Regions from separate parts of the Homo sapiens genome. Here region 1 is linked to region 2. The links are chromatin contacts, found by Hi-C or POLR2A ChIA-PET in ENCODE. All regions are on one chromosome and are shown on one strand. Each heading gives the region's core, a stretch centred on a gene start or an enhancer-like site at or near the end of the contact. The rest is flanking DNA. Distances are from core to core; before and after follow the strand shown.

The links. Hi-C counts contacts between places; a loop is a spot of excess contacts on that map. ChIA-PET counts read pairs that join two places held with the same protein, here RNA polymerase II (POLR2A). Pooled maps may share reads with other maps.
Region 1: a loop to region 2 is called in a map with no recorded cell type, with 21 times the contacts of the local background. The contact joins the promoter of LINC00431 here to the enhancer-like site in region 2. A Hi-C loop is called at or near these places in 4 of 37 single-sample maps with no recorded cell type and 3 of 50 pooled maps. POLR2A ChIA-PET finds 5 or more read pairs at or near these places in 1 of 52 experiments (BJ).

The regions. Positions count from the first base shown.
Region 1 is chr13:110,964,614-110,971,502 of GRCh38, reverse strand. It overlaps LINC00431 (long intergenic non-protein coding RNA 431), which reads right to left and starts at 5,476. Exons shown (of 2, transcript NR_126378.1): 1 at 5,384-5,476. All of the region lies in intron 1 of LOC105370364 (a long non-coding RNA gene), which reads left to right. RefSeq lists an enhancer at 5,325-6,524.
Region 2 is chr13:110,469,475-110,473,185 of GRCh38, reverse strand. It overlaps COL4A2 (collagen type IV alpha 2 chain), which reads right to left. Exons shown (of 48, transcript NM_001846.4): 29 at 36-257. Among named protein-coding and RNA genes, the nearest start is that of COL4A2-AS2, 8.0 kb to the right of the region's middle. RefSeq lists enhancers at 1-222, 951-1,090, 1,211-1,260, 1,271-1,510, 1,581-1,680 and a silencer at 3,250-3,455. Within about 2 kb of position 1,250, at least 11 of the 41 ENCODE cell types and tissues checked have a DNase peak (open chromatin) inside an H3K27ac peak, as active enhancers do.

The sequences.
Region 1 (6,889 bases), core at 4,227-6,726, 490 kb before region 2:
CCAAGTAGATGGTTGGGCAAACAGAAAACCATGGGTCTGAATCAGGCAGGTGACAGTCTCTTCTCCCATGAGTCCTTCTCTGCTGTGGTTTGAATGTGTCCCCTCAAAAATTCAGGTATTTAAACTGATAGTGATAACATTAAGAGGTGGGACCTTTAAGAGGTGATTGGTCAAAAGGGTGCTCCCTCATGAATGGGATTAAGGCCCTTATGAAAGAGGCTTTGTGCAGCATTTGGCTCTCTTGACTTTCACCATGTGAGGACACAGGGTTCCTCCTCTCCAGAGAACTCAGCAACAAGGCGCCATCGTGGATGCTTAGAGCAGCCTTTGCAAGACACCAAACAAGCCAGTGGCTTGATCTTGGACTTCCCAGCCTCCAGAAGTATGTGAAATAAATTTATGTCCTTTTAAAATTACCCAGTCTCAGGTATTTTTGTTATAGCAGAACAAATAGATGAAGACATCATCCTTGCCTATCTCCCTGAATTTTTTACCACTGGACATTTATTCCTTGGGCAATGGAGGAATTTAAGAAGTTTTTCTGTATTTGAAGCCATTTATAATTTCAGAACTCCATACATACATTATATATTTTAACTTTTTGTTACTTTATGGAAATGTTCTAACTTGCAGGAAGTCAAGGAAGAATACCATGAACACCCACATATTCATCCTTCAGTTTCAGTAATTGTGCACATTTTTCCATCTTGCTTTTTCTACACACACACACTTTTGTCATTATCAGGAATATTTTAGCACTGCCCCAGGTGTCTTATCACCTCATGTAAAATGTTTTCTTGCTAACAGATTAAAGCACTGTTTTTAATGTATCCACAATGACATAATCACACTAACAAAATTAACAAAAATCCTTATAGCAGCTAATACCCAGTCCGTATTTTAATTTCTCCCCCATCTCTGTCCCCTTGCAGACATACAAAGTCCCTATACAACCATAAACTCTGAGAACTGCATCACACATGGCTTGGGGCCCCCAATGGATCCCCTGATGTAGTTGGGGTAAGACTTCCTTCATAAGGGGTTTATTCAACATTTCTCTCTGGTCTGGCAGTACCCATTTTCCTTCTGAATTCTCTTTAGCGCCTATTTTTATTAGTTTTTCTTTTTCAGTGGAAGAGAAAATGGGGATTACTGTAAGAGGAGGGAGACAGGGAGTTAAGTGAAAAATACGCATTTCAGAAGACACAGCAGCCTGCTTAGCTACCTGATCTGCTAGGTTATTTCTTCGACTTTCAGAAGAAAGGCTTTTCTGGTGGCTGGGAACATGGACAATAGCTATTTCTTCCGGCAACTGAAGATTATTCAATACTTGAGTGATCAGCTCCTTGTGAACAAGGCCTTGACCTTTACTATTAATGAGACCTCGTCCAGTCCAAATGTTCCCAAATGTATGGGCCACTCCAAAGGCATACCTGGAATCTGTATAGATGGTTCCTTCCTGGTTCTGTTACTTTAAGGATTGGCTGAGTGCAAACAGCTCACACGTTTGAGCAGACCAACTGTTGGGCAATTTTCCTGATTCTATTTCTGTAAGAGTTTCTCCATCAATCACTGAATACCCATTTTGTCTTTTTTCCTCAATCACCCAGGAGGAACCATCTATGAATAAGTGCTGTCCAGTCCAGAAGGGGGTTTCTCCTATGTCTGGTCTAAAAAATCTAAACATGTGTGTTCCCTCCTTAGATTTGGATTCCCTGTTAGGAAACCTGCTGGATTGAGTGAATTATCAGTGGTCAATGTTAAATCATCCTTTTCTAACAGAATGTCCTCATACTTTAAGATTCTTGAGTCAGTAAGCCATCTCCGTGCTCTCTGGTTTAAGATAGTTCTAACTCGGTGAGGCATGCTTACTGTCAATTTTCCTCCAAAGGTTAACTTTCTGCTTTCCTCGACTAGTATTGCTGTAACCATGACAGACTGGATGCATTGAGGCCATCCACAAGTGACTGGGTCTAAGACCTTTGATAGGAAGGCTACAGGCTGCTGGTGGCCTCCGTGTTCTTGAGTCAGCCTCCTAAAGCTACCCCACTGTCCACATTAACAAAAAGGTGGAATGGCTTTTCTAGGGAGGGTAAGGCTAAAGCAGGGGTAGCTATGAGCCTTTTCTTCAGCTCCTCAACTTGATAAACTTCCTCAGAAGTCCACAGGAGATGGTTAGGCTTCTGCTGGGCAAGTTTTTCATTCTTGGTAGTTTGAGGCAAGGGTAGGGACATGATTCCCTCGATTCATTCAGGCCCTATTCTTCACTTGTCTGCACTTACCAAGTGGCCTAAATATTTAACTTCGGGCTCTACATACTGAAGCTTTCTTTTTGAGACTTGTAGCCCCTCAAACTGCAGATGGTTAAGAATATGTGTAGAGAAGTCAGTTACCTTCTCTGTATCTTCACCAGGTATAAGAATGTCATCCACGTACTGAAGAAGGCATATTTGTTCTGGGATGACAACTTTTTCTAGTACTTGTTCTAAAATTTGGCCAAAAAGATTAGGGGAATCTGTGAACCCTTGAGGCAAGACCATCCATTGATATTGTTGTTTCCGCCCTGAGTGGGGATCCTCCCATTCAAAATATATCAGCTGTCTTCAGCCAGGGGACATGCCCAAAAAGCATCCTTCAAATCTATTACAGTAAACCATTGATGATTATATGGAATCTTGCTAAGAATGGTGTAAGGACTGGGGACAATGGGGTGGGTAGTCTGGACTATTTGGTTGATAGCTCTAAGGTCCTGTACTAGCCGGTATGACCCGTCTGTTCTTGACTGGCAGTATTGGGGTGTTATATGGAGACATACGGGGCTTGAGAAACCTGTCCTTAATAAGGCCTTTGATTATAGGTTTCAACCCTATCCTACCTTCTAGGGGAATAGGGTATTGCTTCCTTCTTACTACTTCTCCCGGGGTTTTTAGCATGATGTGGATCAGAGGGACTTGGAGTTTCCCTCAGTTTCCTTCTTTGGGCAGACATTAGGATTAATATATTTTTCATCCGCATTGGTGGGTAGGTTTCATGAAGTGAGGAATCCTCTTGGGCTGACTTGTAGACCTATGCCCAACTTTAACATTAAATCCCTCCCCAGTAAATTAGTTCCTGCTTCAAGGATTAACAAGAACTGAATATGAGCTGAGTGATCCTCGTATCTAACTTCTGTGCTTTCTAAAATGTTTGCTCTAAACCCTTCCCCTTTTACCCTGGAGACTAAAAGTTCCTCTGAGGAGGAGACAACATTAGACGAGGGGAAACAAACAGAGGAGTGAGCAGCCCCTGAATCAACTAAAAAAGTGATAAGCTCATGTTTAGGTCCCACCTCCAAATTTATCAGGGGCTCCTGGTGGGACTCAAGATAAAAGAGACAGAGCCCCTGACTCCCTTATTCTTCCTTGAAAGTCATGAGTGGAAGGGCTTCTTTCTCCTTTCTTAGTTCAGGACATCCTCTCTTGAAGTGGCCTGTTCTTCCACATCTATAGCACTTATCTTGTCCTTCCTTCCTCTTAGTTCTGGGATTCTTTAACTTTGCTCCCCCATACTCTTTAGGGGGCCTGGTAAACTTGGACCTTGGTCCTCCAGATGGAGGCTGGGTCCTTTAAAATAGGGTTTAGACCCTTTATAGTTTCTGGCTCCCTGGAAACTCTGTCTAGAAGTACCTGGGTTTGGAGCCATCTGTTGGAAGGTGGAAAACATAAGTTTTGTCTTTTGTTTCTGTTTTTCTTCATCCCTTTTCACATATACTTTCTGAGCTTCCCTGAGGAGCTCACTTAGCAGACGGTCTTCCCAATTGTCTATCTTTTGCAACTTTTTTGAAGTGTCTGGCCAACTTTTAGTGACAAACTGGAATTTCAACATTCCTTGCCCAAAGGGATCATCCAAATTGAGGCCTGCATATTGCCTCATTTGCTCCCTCAGTCTGTCTAGGAATCTCATAGGCCCTTCATCCTTTTCCTGTTGTATAACAAATGCTTTAGAAAGATTTTGGGTTCAGGGTACTGATTCCCAAATTCCTTTTATTATCATCTCCCTTAGTTCCTGCATATTTTCCCAGTGACCTGCATCGTTATTGTCCCACTGGGGGTCTCGAGGGGCAGGGAATTTCTGGTCTGCGGTAGGAAAGTTTTCACCAGGAGGGTGCTCACATTCCTAAACTACCATAGCAGCCCTGTGAATCATACTCCTTTCTTCCCCTGAAAAGAGGATGCCCAAGATGGACATTAACTCCACCCAAGTGTATAACTGAGGTCCTAAGAATTGGTCAGTTTGGTCTGCCACTCCATAAGGGTCATCTAGTAGTGGTTTAAGCTCCTTTTTAAAATTCCAGACTTCTGAACTGGTTAAGGGAGCATTTACAAAGCCAATGGCCCTCCCCACCTCGTGGTACCTCTTTCAAAGGGAAGAGGGTCAGGGCTGACCTCTTAGGTACAGAGAGAAATGGGAAATTCTGAATATCTTTTTTACATTGTTCTACCTCACACTAGAGTCCTTTTGGAGAGGGATATTTAGGTTGGGAGGGAACAGGCTGGTGGGACAGTAATTCCCAAGAGTCAGGGTTATAAGGAGGAGGGACAACGTGAGTAGAGGGGAAATTTGGAAAGGGATCTGAGGCGGCAATGGCTGTCTGAGGGGAAAGACTGAGGACACTGAATGGGGGAAGATAGTCTAGGGGATCCCATGCACTGGAGTCTTTAGGCATGAGAGCTGGCTCCTCTGACTTTTAATTTTGATGTGCTAGATTGGGTTCTTCCCTATCTGTTTTTAAGGGAAAAAGAAGGGCAGGTCCTTCCCTCCAACAAAGGGCATAGCCTAGTTCTTCTTGGGACACTGGACTTTTATCATTAATGTATCAGATTAGAAGCTGACACATTACACCCTCATTTGATCCAAACCTTGGCCAGAAGATTGAGGGTCTGAGGATGGGTCCCTGAGTCCAAATAAAACAGCAATATTTTATCATTTGTTGCTTTTTCCTATGTTTAATCCTTTCATTATCCTTTCATTATCTTTCCAGTATTTTAGCATGAGACCTAGGGGGCTATCTGGGGGGATATCTTTGTTACCATCTTTATCCTTCTTGCTCCCTGTCTTGCTTGGGGTATTTCCCATCTTGATGGTTTTGGGGTAGAGTTCAAGGTTCAATTTCCCTTACTGGAAATTTCTCACCTTTTGGGGTGAGGCTCAATTCCCCCCACTGGAAATTTCTTGCCTTTCGGGGTGAGGTTCAATTTCCACCACTGGAACATACTTGCCTTTTCTATTACTGGAGGTTTGTGTGAGGTTCAGTCCCTGCCAATGGGGATGTCTCACCTCTTTTTAACCTCTAAGCCACCCTGACCAAGGAGTACTTCACCACCCCCTGCCACGGCTTTCTTACCTTGCTCCCAACCACCAAGGAAATACTTTACCGGCTCCCATGGTGTCTTTTCCTCGGTCCATGCACACACTTGTGTGGCCCTTATGGAGGATGCTTTAAGCTAGGTTGCTAGCCAGTTTCTTTCCATGTAGCTGAGAGCTCAGGTTATTCTTCACACTGGGTGGGTCTTGATTTCTCACCCCTGAGGCCGCCACAGTGGGGTGGGGTGCACCTCCTCACAAGAGAGAACCAGAGACCACCCCCGGAGGGGAATGTAATCCCGGATGAGCCCCCAAATTGTTATAAGTAAAGTTTCGGTGCCACAAAAGAAATAGCACTCGAATATAAAATTTTCTTTTTAATTCTCAGCAGGGCAAGGTACTTCTATAGAAGGGTATGCCCTTACAGATGGAGGACTGGTGAGTGCACACCTGGACAAAGGAGGGAAAGGGGTTATTTTTCCTTATGCACATGGTCCCTACTGCTTTGTCATTCCCCTATTGGCTAGGGTTAGACCGTACAGGCTAAACTAATTCTGATTGAGTAATTTAAAGAGAGTGACAGGGTGAGTTGTTTGGAGGGAAAAACGGTTATGAAATGAGTCAAGGTGGAGAATGAGTCAGGGTGGAGCAGGTAATCGGAATGAGTCAGGGTGGAAAATGAGTCAGGGTGGAGTAAGTAATCAGAATGAGTCAGGGTGGAGAATGAGTCAGGATGGAGTAGGTAATCAGAATGAGTCAAGGTGGAGAATGAGTCAGGGTGGAGTAGATAATCAGAAAAGGTTGCTTTACAAGGAAGTTAAGTTTAAAAGTAGAAGGCAAAGAATTGAACATACTGTCATATTAATTCTTTGAAGAGAAATTTATAACTCATATTTAACATCATGATTACACAGCATTCATCATTAAGATGAACATCATGGTTCATCTTAAACCGTGAGGCTGAAGTCAGAGGTGACACATGAAGGATATGGCAAAGCCACTCCACTTGACAATGAACTTCAAAAACCACACTGATGTTATAAAACCCAAATATTTTACTGCACATGCTTACTGGCTGACTTGCACAATACTTCCATTATAATTACGGGACAGACACAAAATGAAAAGAATATTTTTAACAAAGCACTTGCACGATGCAGCCGTACCCATTCTTAATGATCATTAATGTCTCATCCAAAGAGAACCATACTTTGTTTCATTTACTGAAGGTCAGCATACTGGGAAGCAATTGTCATCACATCTCAGACCTTTTTGCATATTTGTCCTCATTGTTCTGAGCCTTCATGTGCTCAGACTAGTTGATTGGTGTGTAGATTGTCTGTCATTAAAGCCATTTGGAAATCAGCTTTGTCACTGGTTTAGTGTTGGAACTTCAGATCCTAGAAGACACCACTGGAAAGCTCTGTGCACTAGGAAAGGGAAGGTGCATGGCCCTGCTGAGCCCAACCTCGGGGCTGGAGGAAGAGACTGACCTTGACCTTGACCTTGAGCCTAAGCAATGCCCCAGGACACTGAGACACCACAC
Region 2 (3,711 bases), core at 1-2,500:
GGATGGGGCCCCCGGCTCCCCGATGGGGCACTCACCTCTGAATCCAGGGGGGCCTCTGTCTCCGGGAAGGCCTTTAAGCCCAGGCTGTCCAGGCACACCAGCATCTCCCCGTGGCCCGGGCTGAGCTCCCAGGACTTCTCCAGGGAGGCCCCTTTCCCCAGGGGGCCCATCTGGCCCTGGCAGGCCGATGGGACCTGGGGATCCATCTGGGCCAGGGAGGCCCACTGCACCTTTGGATCCTCGGGGTCCTATGAACCCTAAAAGGAAACATGGGTGGGCCCCAAACCACAAGTTAGCATGGTGACGTTCTAAGAGAAGAGTCAAAAAGAGGCTGGAAACAGCAAAAATTTGGCTATGGGGTCCTCAGAAGGCATTCCTCAGCTCGAGCCCTTGTCCCTGTCGCCCTTTTTGGAACCTACAACCTTCGCCATGTCGTTCTGTTGGTTATGTTTCTTCTGCTTGCCCCGCCATTCGGCCCCCCAGCCCTAAAACTGAGTGAAGGTGGACAAGCCAACAACGCCTCCTTGGACCTCGATTTGCATAATTCATGGGTTCCCCTGCTTTGCAAATAAGCCCCAAAGAATAGCTTTTTGTGGGACCTTCTAGGTTGTGCTGAGTGAGGAACAGCACTTCGGGATGGAAAATCCCAGGGAGGCAGGAACGAACAGGGCCGTCAGAGCCAAAACGCTGCCTGCCGTAACATCTCCCTGGTAGAAACCCGTCACTGTCGGTTGGGAAACGCTTCAAAGAGGAACGACACCCCTCTGTTGTATTGACCATGAAAATCATCAAGTCCCAATCCCAGCACTTTGGGAGGCCGAGGCGGGTGAATCACGAGGTCAGGAGATCGAGACCATCCTGGCTAACACGGTGAAACCTCGTCTCTACTAAAAATACAAAAAATTAGCCAGGTGTGGTGGCGGATGCCTGTAGTCCCAGCTACTCAGGAGGCTGAGGCGGGAGAATGGCGTGAACCCGGGAGGCGGAGCTTGCAGTGAGCCAAGATCGCACCACTGCACTCCAGCCTGGGCGACAGAGTGAGATTCCATCTCAAAAGAGAAAAAAATAAAAAGAAAAAAGAAAATCATCAAGTCCCATCTGCGGATGGAGGGAAGGCAGCTGTCCTGTGTCTTTTGTGGGTGCCACTGGATAAAATGATCTCATCAGGTCACTTCCTTTTTCGGTGCAGTCAGCCCTGACATGGCCTCAGAATGAACTCCCACAGCTGACAGTCACGCAGTGCTCAGAAGGAAAGGCTTCTGAGGTCACCACCACCCCCGCTGTGCATGCAGGAGAGAAGCCTGCAACGATGAGACTGGCAGGTGATTCTGTGGGACAAGATCAAGTACACGGCAGGCTCGGCACTCCTATGTATGGATACGGAAAAGGGAATGTTTTCTGTGTTCTGTGGGGTGTATCCCACCAAAAAGATCCAATGAGCAGGGCCCGGGGACCTCCTGGGCCGGTAAAGCCATCACTGCCTGGGAGCTGGGAGTAACTGGAATACAGAATAAAGGATCTGGATTAACCTGACGTTAATCAGCTAGACCGTACTCAGAGTTTTAACGGTGTGATTTACTCACAATGAAGAGACATGACTTTCACTGGCAATGTTACAAACTGTACCCAGGGAGCCATGCACTTGGGTTTGCATGTGTGGGTCTTAGATCTGGAATAGACTCTCTGATTTTTGCAATCCTTGAATTGGGCATTTTATCCTCTTCTGCATGTGGCGACAGAAGGGCAGTATATTTCAGCACCATAAAAAGTGACATGCGTTTCAGAAACTGATCAGTTCCTCAATCACCACCCACCCCCAGCCTGCCCCAGCCTCCCTGTTCATGACGTAAGGGCTCACATTTGATGGTGGAACAGGCTCCCAACTCACGTGGGCAACTGTCCAAATCACCTGATAATGGGTGCATCCCATCCATTCCCCCCTACAGGGGAGCCCCGTGTGGCGTTCACGCACACATGGCTGGGCACTCCAATCACAATTACCAGAGAACTTTCATACTCACAGCAAGAAGCTGTTCAGGAATTATTATCCTTCTCTCAAAATCATGAATGCTTAAACTTAGTATATATGAAATCATGAGAGTGGCAATGTTACACTTCTAAATATTTAGACACTTCCAGCAGGGCAACAAAACCACAGAGACCAACCCCTGGGGCAGAGGCATGGAGACTTCCTTTGCTTCATTCGAATGCAGAGTTGTTTTTACCAGGGCCTTGATACAGACACAGGAAGCCTGCTTCCCAATTTTGCAAAACATGGAGAAACGCATCATATGAAAGGAAACAGGGTCAGGGTTTGGAACAATCCCTACGGGCTGCAACACAAAATTCCGAAAGATACCATCTATCAGGGACGGACAGACACTTCTGCATTGAGGCTTAAATCAGCTATCTGAGTGGAGGTCAGGGGAGGGGCAGGGTTCAATTAGTCTTCACTGGGAACATTTGCAAGATGTTCAACCTAAGGGCGCAACAGTCCCGATGTTCTGTGTGATATTCCAGACATGGGGAGCGCTTTATTCAGTTTCTAGAGCCCAGTTGGAAAAGAATCCTGATAAGTGGGGGTCCTAGAAGGTTGCTCAGAATTCCAAGGGCATGGAACGATGTCATTAAAAGAAAGTATGTGTTCCCGGGGTCAGTTCTGCCTGTTCATGAGACGTCTGTGGGAGATGTGGCCGCCTCTCTCAGGGTGTGTGGTTATGAGGAAGTCAACTGTGTGGCTCAGGAACAGCCCGGTGAGAACTCCCTGGGAGGCAGGCTGTATTCCAGGGAGGAACTTTCTAGCAACAAGAGGGTTCCAATGTGCCACAGGTTCTAGGTGACAAGTGGGACTCCAGCAGAGGCTGCAGGAACCTGCCCAGGACCCTGTGGAAGGATGTTTCATCTCGGGTGGAAAGTTGTCCACAATGGCTTCCATGGTTTCATTAGACAAACACTATTGAAGATGTGTGCGGCCTGGCACAGTGGCTCACGCCTGTCATCCCAGCACTTTGGCAGGCTGAGGCGGGCAGATCACCTAATGTCAGGAGTTTGAGACCAGCCTGGCCAACATGGTGAAATCCCCGTCTCTACTGAAAATACAAAAATCAGCCAGGTGTGGTGGCACATGCCTGTAATCCCAGCTACTCAGGAGGCTGAGGCAGGAGAGTCGCTTGAACCCAGAAGGCGGAGGTTGCAGTGAGCTGAGATTGTGCCACTGCACTCCAGCCTGGGTGACAGAGCGAGATTCCATTTCATTAAAAAAAAAAAAAAAAAAAAAAAGACGTGTATGCCCCTGCAATCAAGGCAGTGCCATCACACTCATGCACATCGCCTGTGGCACAACTGCAAGACACCTATGTCTGCAGACGCCTGGCTGCATTCCAGAGCATGCTGACACGCAAGTGGGTACTCCTCACCAGAGCTGGTTAAGGGAAACCTCATTTTCCTCCACATACAGATTAATGCCTTAAGCTCTTGCAGCCACATTGTGAGAGGGCTATTTATGCCTTTAAGGGTTCTTTCAGGAGAGGATAACTTTGTGTTGCCCTTAGAATGTTTAATATTAATCATTATTAACACTGAGGACATACCTGGGAGACAGGTGTTGCGGAGGACAGCCATTCCGAAACACCTGTCTCCTTTTTCCTGCAAGATCTGTAGATAGCTTCTGCAAAAACCCAGTACAATATCAGTTATGAAAAATCAAGAATT